Regions from separate parts of the Homo sapiens genome. Here region 1 is linked to region 2. The links are chromatin contacts, found by Hi-C or POLR2A ChIA-PET in ENCODE. All regions are on one chromosome and are shown on one strand. The core of a region is the stretch at or near the end of the contact, and the rest is flanking DNA. Distances in the headings are between cores, read along the strand shown. Region 1 has its middle 42 kb from the start of LINC01548. Region 2 overlaps LOC105377136 (a long non-coding RNA gene).

The links. Hi-C counts contacts between places; a loop is a spot of excess contacts on that map. ChIA-PET counts read pairs that join two places held with the same protein, here RNA polymerase II (POLR2A). Pooled maps may share reads with other maps.
Region 1: a map of naive thymus-derived CD4-positive, alpha-beta T cell shows a loop between it and region 2 (17-fold over the local background). The contact joins two enhancer-like sites. A Hi-C loop is called at or near these places in 1 of 168 maps with a recorded cell type or tissue (naive thymus-derived CD4-positive, alpha-beta T cell) and 6 of 50 pooled maps. POLR2A ChIA-PET finds 5 or more read pairs at or near these places in 1 of 52 experiments (activated T-cell).

Annotation. Positions count from the first base shown.
Region 1 is chr21:33,125,639-33,130,800 of GRCh38, reverse strand. No RefSeq gene overlaps it. Among named protein-coding and RNA genes, the nearest start is that of LINC01548, 42 kb to the left of the region's middle. Within about 2 kb of position 3,325, at least 3 of the 41 ENCODE cell types and tissues checked have a DNase peak (open chromatin) inside an H3K27ac peak, as active enhancers do.
Region 2 is chr21:32,884,838-32,889,313 of GRCh38, reverse strand. It overlaps LOC105377136 (a long non-coding RNA gene), which reads right to left. Exons shown (of 6, transcript XR_937669.3): 3 at 3,246-3,382. Among named protein-coding and RNA genes, the nearest start is that of LINC01690, 72 kb to the left of the region's middle. Within about 2 kb of position 2,818, at least 2 of the 41 ENCODE cell types and tissues checked have a DNase peak (open chromatin) inside an H3K27ac peak, as active enhancers do.

The sequences.
Region 1 (5,162 bases), core at 2,076-4,575, 240 kb before region 2:
AGTACAAGATGAAGCTAGAACGTCTTGTGCCAGGAAGTAAAGAAGGGCTCAAAGAATTATAGGCACATGTCCGGAGAACCCAGAAGCCAGAGTGAAGGAGCTCCTACCGGCCAGAACTGGGATAATTGAGGCATAAAAATGAATAACGATAGGAGCAGAGTATCACCTGATAAGTAAAATAAGTACGCTTGAGTTCCTACCGATATAAACAAACAGATGAATGTATAAGTGGAAAAAGCAGAATTCTAACTAATATGGCGGGGCACAGTGGCTCACAACTGAATCCCAACACTTTGGGAGGCTGAGGTGGGAGGGTTGCTTGAGCCTAGGAGTTTGAGACCAGGCTGGGCAACATAGTGAGACCCTATCTCTACACAAAAATTACTAATTCCAACTAATAAATATTAGGAAAGTGATGGAATTAGAAAATCATTTATTGGCAACCATCATAATCATCCAACGAAGAAACACTGGTGGATATTAAAAACAGTGAGTGAAGTCTGATGAGGAATGGGATATTTGCAAAGGCTCACGTACCTCCCCACAAGATCCTTGTATGTTACAAAGGGGGAAAAAAGTAACTTTACAGCGGAGGCACATGGACAACATCACCTTCATTATTTCGTTTACATGTAAGTCACCAGGACTGGGGTAAATTAAAATTGTGTGCCACTTGGCCAGATACAAGATGAACCCAGCATCACTTCTATGATGATGTTTCTGCCAAAGACATCCCTGACCCTCATAATAAGGCATCACCTGAAAAACCTACACTAAGGAACATCTACGGAATAATTGGCCTATTATTGTCAAAAGTGTCAAGGTCATGAGAGATAGAAACTGTTCTAGATTGAAGGAGACTAAAGAGATGGGACAACTCTGTGTGATGAGCAATCCTGGATTGGGTCCCTTGCCTATAAAAGTTTAGTGAGATTGAAACAACTAGAGAAGTGTGGATGGCATTTGAGAATGAGATGATAGTATGTACCGATGTTAATTTCTTCATTTTGGTGGTTGTATTTAGATCATGAAAGTGGGTGACTTTCACAATCATAGGAGATACACATTAAAGTATTTTAGGGTGATGGGCATCATGTCAGCAACTTATTACTCAAGTGAATTAGGAAAAACAGGTCTTTGCATTATTCTTGCAACATTTCTAAAATTTTAAAATTATTTAGAAATCAAAAGGGAGGCCGGGCACGGTGGCTTACACTTGTAATCCCAGCACTTTGGGAGGCTGAGGCGGGCGGATCATGAGGTCAAGAGATCGAGATGAGCCTGGCCAACATGGTGAAACCCCGTCTCTACTAAAAATACAAAAATTAGCTGGGCGTGGTGGGATGTGCCTGTAGTCCCAGCTACTCAGGAGGCTAAGGCAGGAGAATCTCTTGAACCCGGGAGGCAGAGGTTGCAGTGAGCCGAGATCACACCACTGCACTCCAGCCCGGGCGACAGAGTGAGACTCCATCTCAAAAATAATAATAATAATAATAATAATAATAATAATAAAATAAATAAGAAAAATAAAAAAGAAAAAGGGAAATTATTTTGTAAAAATCTACAAGTTAACATGTAACATCAGAATCTGGGCCCAATAATGAATGGGTCAAGCAAAGGCATATCCCCTGGGGAATGTGATGACCCTGAGTGCTCCAGGCTGGCACTGAAGGGCAGTCCTCCCTTGCTTTATTTCCAAGTGTCAGGCATGTTTTTATAACAGGGTAGAGTTGTCTCTTCTTTTCACATGGATGACCAGATGGTGCTCCCCGAGAGTCGAGAGCTGAGGTTATGTCCATACCTACTGGGGTAGCGGGAACAAGTTGCCTAGAAAAGCCACTGAGAGATCTCTATCTACCTGCAGACTCTGTGTATAGTGAAGACTCGGTATGTCCCCCAAAGTTGAAGAAAAGGCAATGGGTATATTCTGTGGGGTGCAATGTGTCTTACTGGGCAATAGCAACATGGATTATGAACAATAGCTCCCACCTCACCCAGGACACTCGACTCACTGCCATGGGGATTCTACATTTGTTTGGAGAAGTAGAGGTGCAGCTGGAAGAAGAGGAAGTGGGAGCATTATAAAGAGGGTTATAAAAGGTTTTTTGAGCAAGGCAGAGGAAATGAGACTTGATGGAGCAGGCACGGAAAGTCATTGCTGATTCCTGAATAGGGTTCAATATATTGACAATGGCATTGAAAGGGATTAAGAAGCCTGACCCTGAGCAGTCTGCTAGGCTAACCCTTATTTTCCAAGGGAGAGGGGGTGGGCATTGTCAAATTCTCTTGATTAAACAAGTTGATTCAGAATGAATGAATTAACGCATTTTGGTTGTTGTGAGAATTAAATGAATGAACACATGGAAAATCAGCACAGTGCTGAGAACAATACATGTTAGACACAAAAACACATGGGAAGCCCCCAAACTAGAGCTGGGCATATAAGAAGCCACTTCCCAAACGTGCCGAAAAACTCTACCCAACCCAAAACCCAAGCATCTAAAGATACGGCATTGGCCACTTTCTCCACCATCACTAGTGCTGTGGCCTCTTTATTTGCAATGGTGCTTTCTCTCCAAGGAATTCCAAGGTTCTTACAAACTTTAAATTACCCAGGGGAAATGAATCCTCACAAGCAAGAAAGCAAAATAAAGTGCCTCAACCAAAATAAACTCCCTCCACCTCTCTGTCTCCCTCTGCGCCCACCTCCTCACCTAAAATAACCCAGGTCAACTCTGCTCGCCTGCTCTGTCGTCGCCCGTGCCAGCCTTGGCTTCACTCCTGTCATCAGCTGACCCAAGATGATTGCTAATGAACCCTGTGCCCTCTCATCAGCAGGGTTTCTTTGGAGAAGTCCAGAAAGGTGCTTGAAAAAGGCCAGTGCCTCTTTGTTATTTTAATGACCGCTCTGTGACTTCAACCACTTAGAATCCAAATCCATCCTGTTTGCAGGGAACAGGATTCTCCTGTCGCAATGTCTGATCTTGATGAAGGCTTCTCGAAGCTTTGGATCTGCTAAGATCACACACAGTATTGGTGGTTATTGGTTTCTTGGGAGAAGCAGCTCCCCTGATGATAAAACTCCCACAGAGAGACCTGACTTCGCCAAGACCAAGTTCAAGACAGAGGGATGGCCGTGAGACTTGAGCTGGGATTGCAACAGCTGCTCTCGATAGTGTGTTCAAAATTCTATAACTGGAGATGGATGATACAGATATGTCCATTTCCAGGTTGCCAGCGGTTATCTGAGACACCCCAGTACCCTCTGGGTTTGCAACCCTCTGGCCAGTAAGGGGCGCTGTTGATTGAGGGACTGTGGCTGGAAGCTACGAGGGGGAAAAGAAGTGACCAGCAGATGTGGTCTGTGTTCCTGGTTCCTTAGAGACTTCCCTCTTTGGAGGACGATCTGATTAGAGCTGGAAAACTCAAACAAGCGGCTTCAACCCCAGCAGCCTCACTCTGCTATGTACTCTCGGAACAGAAACCGATCCCCACGGCAGTCTTTTCTCCGGACTGTGCAGAGGGCTCCAGGCCACCACAAGAGGCATCACTGTGATTGGTCCAGGCTGCAAACTGCTGCGTGCTTGTCCCATTTTCCTTCACTATTTCGTGTTTATTTATCTCTGACAACGATCGTGGCTGCATCTGATCCTTTCTTGCGGCCACTGTCACTACTCCCCCATACTGAAATCTACCAGGCACTTGGTTTGATAGACTACTAAAATAGTTAACGAAAGTCCTCAAATTTTGTGTGTTGGGGAGGCAGGAGACAGAAAAAATAGAGAAAGAAAATAATCTGAAGATATTGCATTCCATATTTATCCTGCGTGTCATGGGACCTATATTTGTAATTGCGTAATGTATACATATATATATATATATATAAAACATATATCCAAAAAAAAAAAAAAACCAAAAAACAAAAAAAACCTCTCCCAGGCCCCATTTTGCTGGAGTTTTAAAGACAAAGTGCCTCTGTGCTGAGACAGGAGCTGGGAGGCACTGTGCCCAAAGGCAGGAGGTTCATTCCTGTGTCGAGCTCTTCCCCTGCAAGCGAGGCCTGTGTTCGTGGGAGGGCACTTAGAGACACCCTCAAGAAAGGGCTATAGAAGTGCAAATTATTAATAGACATTATTCCAGTGATGCTCACTTAAAACCTCATTGGCAGCAGATGAAACAGTGGAGGCCTCTTGCCATTTGCTCGGATTTCTCCTGCTGTTCTCCCTCGAACGAGGACTGCAGCAAACATGAGATGTTTGAAAACTCAGCATATCTGCATTTTTTCTGGTTTTATGGGTCAAGGGAGGGAACGCTGGTTTTGAGGGAAAGGTGCATTTTCTTGAGTTGGCGGTGAACAAGTTAAATGAATACTGTCCCCCCTTCTTTTTTTGAGGTTATATTTAAAGATAAAAGTGTCCCTATTAACATGCAGATTTGGATATCCATTTGCAAAGAACAGAGTTATTTCAGATGCTGTATGGGAATCCTTTTTGTGCTTGTATCTTTGGGGGCGGAAAGTCCAGCTGCCTCTTCTAAGATTGCCCATAACTCTTCAGATGTCAACAAATCATTGAAAGGTGTCAGAATGGGGGAAATGAAAGATAATTATTCCAGCCGTGGAGAGCTACTTTGAAAGTGAATAGAATCTGTCAGATCGTCTTTTGAAAACGGCAGTTGGCTGCTTGTCTTGGCCATATTAAATGGATATATCTGGAGCCCAGTGAGGTTGTTTGAGATGGCAGTAATCAGCTTAAGTTGGTTTTGGTGGAGAAAAAAAAAAAGCACTAGAAACGGGGCAATTACTGAGTTGGCGTGGAACAGACGCCCTGATATGGTGATGCCGGGGATTTCTATTCAGTTCTTAAAAAAATGGAATCTTACATTCTTTGTGAATGAATAAAGAGCAAAGTCCATAAGGACTTGGTAATTTCCAGATGGGGTGGGTGTGGGGCAGCAGGGGAGCCTTCAAGGGGATCCTGTGGCCTGGATGAGTGCATGGGCCACACTTGGAAGAGAGGATAATTCAGTTTCTTCCCAGGGACTGAACTGGGAACCGGAGGACAGACAGACCTTGGCTGAATGAGATGGATGTGGGGTGTTGATGCCAAAATGAAGCCTCATCTGACTTGGTTCATGTCCCCAAGTGGCACAGCAACAAGGAA
Region 2 (4,476 bases), core at 1,569-4,068:
GATTTCTTAAATTAAATATCATGCAACTGAAAGCAATCAATGGAAGTCAACAGACAACATCTAGAAGAAGGGGCAGCAATGGTCTTCCTCTCCTTTGTGTAGACCAGAGTGTGACATCCAGTGCTAAGGAATGCATCTGAACGGGGATGTAAAAGGAAAGGAATGTATTCAAAAAAGAGGAGCTGGGATGCTCAGGGGAATAAAATCCTGCGTTACAAGAGACACAGCTGAAAGGGCTGGGATGAAGAATTGAGAGAACAAACATATGACAGTATTTTTTAATATTTGAAACATATGACAGTGTCTGTTAATATTTGAAAGGCTGTCATGAGGAAGGCAGATTTGATATTGATGACCTCAAGAGAAGCAAATGGAGTCACTAGGTATGAGTTCTAAGGAGAGAGATTTGGGGTTTATTATAAAGAAGTGTCCAAAGATGGAATCAGTTTCTTCACAAGGCTGTAGAGTGAGTTTCCTGTTCCTGGAACTATGTAAGTCTTGACTACATAGTTTCTTGACTGGATTGAGAGGGAGGGAAAGCAGGCATTGGTCTTCCTTCATTTTACACATACAAATAGCTGAGGATCTCCTACGTGTTTAAAGGCTGGAGTTGGCTTCTATGTGTTCCCTTTTTCTTTTTTTCCTAAAGGACAATGGTTGCAGTTAGAACCTCTTCCCAAATATACAAGTACCAGAGATCTCGCAGCAATGAGTGACATTTCAAAGAGCTGATTTCATTTCATGGCTTCTTAAAAGGCCCTTCATTGTTGCTGACTTTAGGGTCAGCCCTTTGTTTCTATAAAAAGCCAGATAGTTTGATTTCTATAAAGAGTCAAATATTTTATGCTTTTCCAGCTATTTGAGGGTCTCTGTCACAACTACTCAATTCTTCCATTGTAGCACAAAAGTGGCCACAGCAATACATAAATCAGTGTGACTCTGTTCCAATAAAACTCTATTTGAATTTCACATAATTTTTACATGTCACAAAGTATTTTACTCTTCTGTTTTTTTTTTTCAACCATTCAAAATGTAAATTCTTACCCTGCAGGCCATAAAGAAAAGTAGACAGCAAACCCTAGAAAATCTCATCAAATCTAAGGAACTGTTGCCCAACCAAGATGCAGGAGGGGACAGAGCTTGGCCTCAGGAACACCTGCCTCCAGGGTCTCCAAAGCTATCAAGAACCTCTCTCTGCCTCTTGTCTCTGTGTCTTTCTTCTGTCTAGCTGTAAGCCATCATTTACCTCATGTAGACAACAGTGTCTACACTGTTGTCACATCTTATAGCTATGGCCGTTGAGACTTATGAGCCGACTATCTATGTCCCAGGTATGCACATCTTGGGACAAGGAGGCACTGGTCTAGCTGGGTCAGGAACCAACCACAGGAGCAATCATCTGAGGCTGACAGGTCTGGGAAGGTAAGAACATGGCAGATCCCATGGGAACCCCAAGAATGTGGAGGGCAGTTCCCAGACAGATAAGTGGGAGTTTGGGGTGGACCAAGCAATACTGTCTCCCTTCCATAACTCGCAAAAGAGGATGTGTTTTTGTCCATACACAGGTGTGTGTGTGTGTGTGTGTGTGTGTGTGTGTGTGTGTGTCTGTTGGGTGAGACAAAACATCTACACATTTTTAAAAATTCCCAGGATGTGTTCTAATAAAATATTTAGAACACTTGCTAGCTCAATAACTTTCTATGTTATTTTTAAGGATGTATAGGACCAATTAACAACACCACAGAAAAAGAGGTATCTGAGGCATGCAGGGAAGAGTGGTCACACTAATTATATTTCATTTGCAAATTTTAGCATTCTTCCTTGTTTTGAGCCAGGATTTGATAAGCATCTTTCATAGAAAAACTTTTTACATCACTTGCTGGTTTCCATTTCTGGGCCCAACACTTGCTCCCATTTTGGAGAGAAAATGTTAATGATTCTCCTGCTTTTCTCACAGGGAAGTTGCTGTTCTTTCAGCAGACATTTAATAGCTTCTCAACACAGTCAGAGCCCAGAGGTCACTATGATACCCAAAGGTCTCGTTCTGAGATATCACCACAGGGAGGATGGCTTGGGGACAGCTGGCTGGCTGTCCACCTGTTTCAGTCTGTCTGTTAGTTCCTGGAAAAGTGTGGGGTTTCACAGCCTGATCAGATGAGCAAACCCATATATACCAAACCCTCCATGTATGTAAGACACCCAGGGACACCACATGTCCCTGTGGGCCTGCAGAAGGGCTGAGAGTCTCATGGGCAAGAAGAGAATTGGGACCAAGACAAGGATGCTGCAGACTGTGGGAATCTAGAACCAGGGGCTGTCCCAGGGACCAGAGGCTTTAACAGCAAAAGCCACGAAAAAGCTGATGGTGAACTGTGAGGCAGTTTCCAAATCTGCGAGCATCTTCTTCATCCTTAACAGTAGAAATGGAATGCAGCCCTCATTCCTGGACTGTACCGAATGCAGGAAAAGAGAATGTCGGGGGCTCACAGGGCTCAGCACAGTGGGGTCCCTGTCTATAAAAGTTATCTGCTAGGTATTTTGGTAAAGGGGAAAAACTGAAAGATTAACCAGACCAACCCATGTCAAGACTATTAGGTGCCAGAGGAAGAGACTGAAGATGCATGAGAGGGAGCAAGTTGTGTTTATGGCTGTGTAGTACCCAGGAAGGTGCAACCCACATTTGTGAGGTTGTTGTTGGTGTGCAGGTTCAGGCTCTTGACTTCACGGCACAAAAGAATTTGAGAGCGAGTCCAAAGTGAAAGTAGGTAAAGGAGCTTATTGCAAAGCGAAAGTACACTCCGATAGCTGGGTTAGAGCAGGCTGACAGCGCCCACTGACGCTGAGGGAGCTCCCTTTATAGGAGTCTTACATGATTATTCATGAAGGATGGGAATGGGCATTGTTGTTAAGCATGCCGTGGGAGGTCTCCTGGATGCCCACGCACTACTGCTGTACACGCTAGCACATACATCCCATGTCTCATTAGCATCTGAAATCTCCACCCAGGGGTGTGTTTTTAGCATTAAAATGAGCATGGTTCAGCTTAAGGACATTGGTCGTGGACTTGTGCATCTGTGCGGACTTGGGGATTTTCCCTTTTGCCCCTGCTCCTCTCTGCTCCAGGATGTCCTAACCAAGAGCCTCAGATGCAGTTTGTGCACTGTCGGGTGGTTTGGTCTCTCCATAAGTTTGACAACTTTCCTGTTTCCTTTCAAGGAAGGCTGTGATCACCCTCTCCAACCTACCTCAAGGTGAGCACCATTTGTCTTCTGGGTGTCCTTCTTTCCCTCTTTTGGTATCTCCTCCCTCTTTTGGCATCCTCATCTATTCAGCAAACATCAATAGAGGACATCATATGTGCCGAAGACTCTCTCAGGGGTGTCTGGGGGTGGGTAGAAAGTACAAGATGATTAAAAAATGATGAGTTCATGTCCTTTGTAGGGACATGGATGGAGCTGGAAACCATCATTCTCAGCAAACTCTCGCAGGGATAAAAAACCAAACACTGCATGTTCTCACTCATAGGTGGGAATTGAACAATGAGAACACTTGGACACAGGAAGGGGAACATTACACACCGGGGCCTGTTGTGGGATGGCAGGAGTGGGGAGGGATAGCATTAGGAGATATACCTAATGTAAATGAAGAGTTAATGGGTGCAGCACACCAACATGACACATGTATACATATGTAACAAACCTGCATGTTGTGCACATGTACCCTAGAACTTAAAGTATAATAAAAATATATATATAAAAAAAGAAAGTACAAGATGATTAAAGGGAAGCTTATGGTGTATGCAGATAATCACACATATGAACCAATAATCAGGATACAATAGGTACTAAAAGAAGGGAAGCCTATCGGGGTGGGCTTCAGAGAGGAGGTGACATTTGCTAGAGGTCCTTAGGGTTGAATAATCTTTGCCAGGTGCAGGAAATGAAAGGCTGCTTTAGGAAGAGGGAGTAGGGTATTGAGTTCTGGGAGAATGGAGAGTTGGTGAGTAATTCAGTGAGATCAGACCTGGGGGTACCTGCAAGATGGTGACCTGAGGTGATGTGGAAGGTTGGATGGGAGTCTGGCTGTCCAGGGTGCTTGGCACATATTAGATGTTCAGTTAATGTTTACTCGAAGGTGAGAGAAAGAAGAATAATAGCAAGCATACAATATTGAACGTGATAATGACAGTACACATAATAGCTGTTTACTGATGGCCTACCCATTCTTTTTACTGTTTACAAAGTATTGGGAAAGAAAAAAATGACAGAATTTCAGCTACTTATTACTTTGCACTTCATGGCATTTCTCTACCTCTCTATCCACCACCCATCCATCCATCCTGTCTATCATCAGCCATCTATCTATCTACCTAGGAAAGAAGCAACACAAGAGGAAAAGACAGGAAAAGAGAACTCTGGACCCCTCTGATCTCGAGTCCCTCTGTGACAAGGTGATGGGAGCTAAGACGGCATGGCG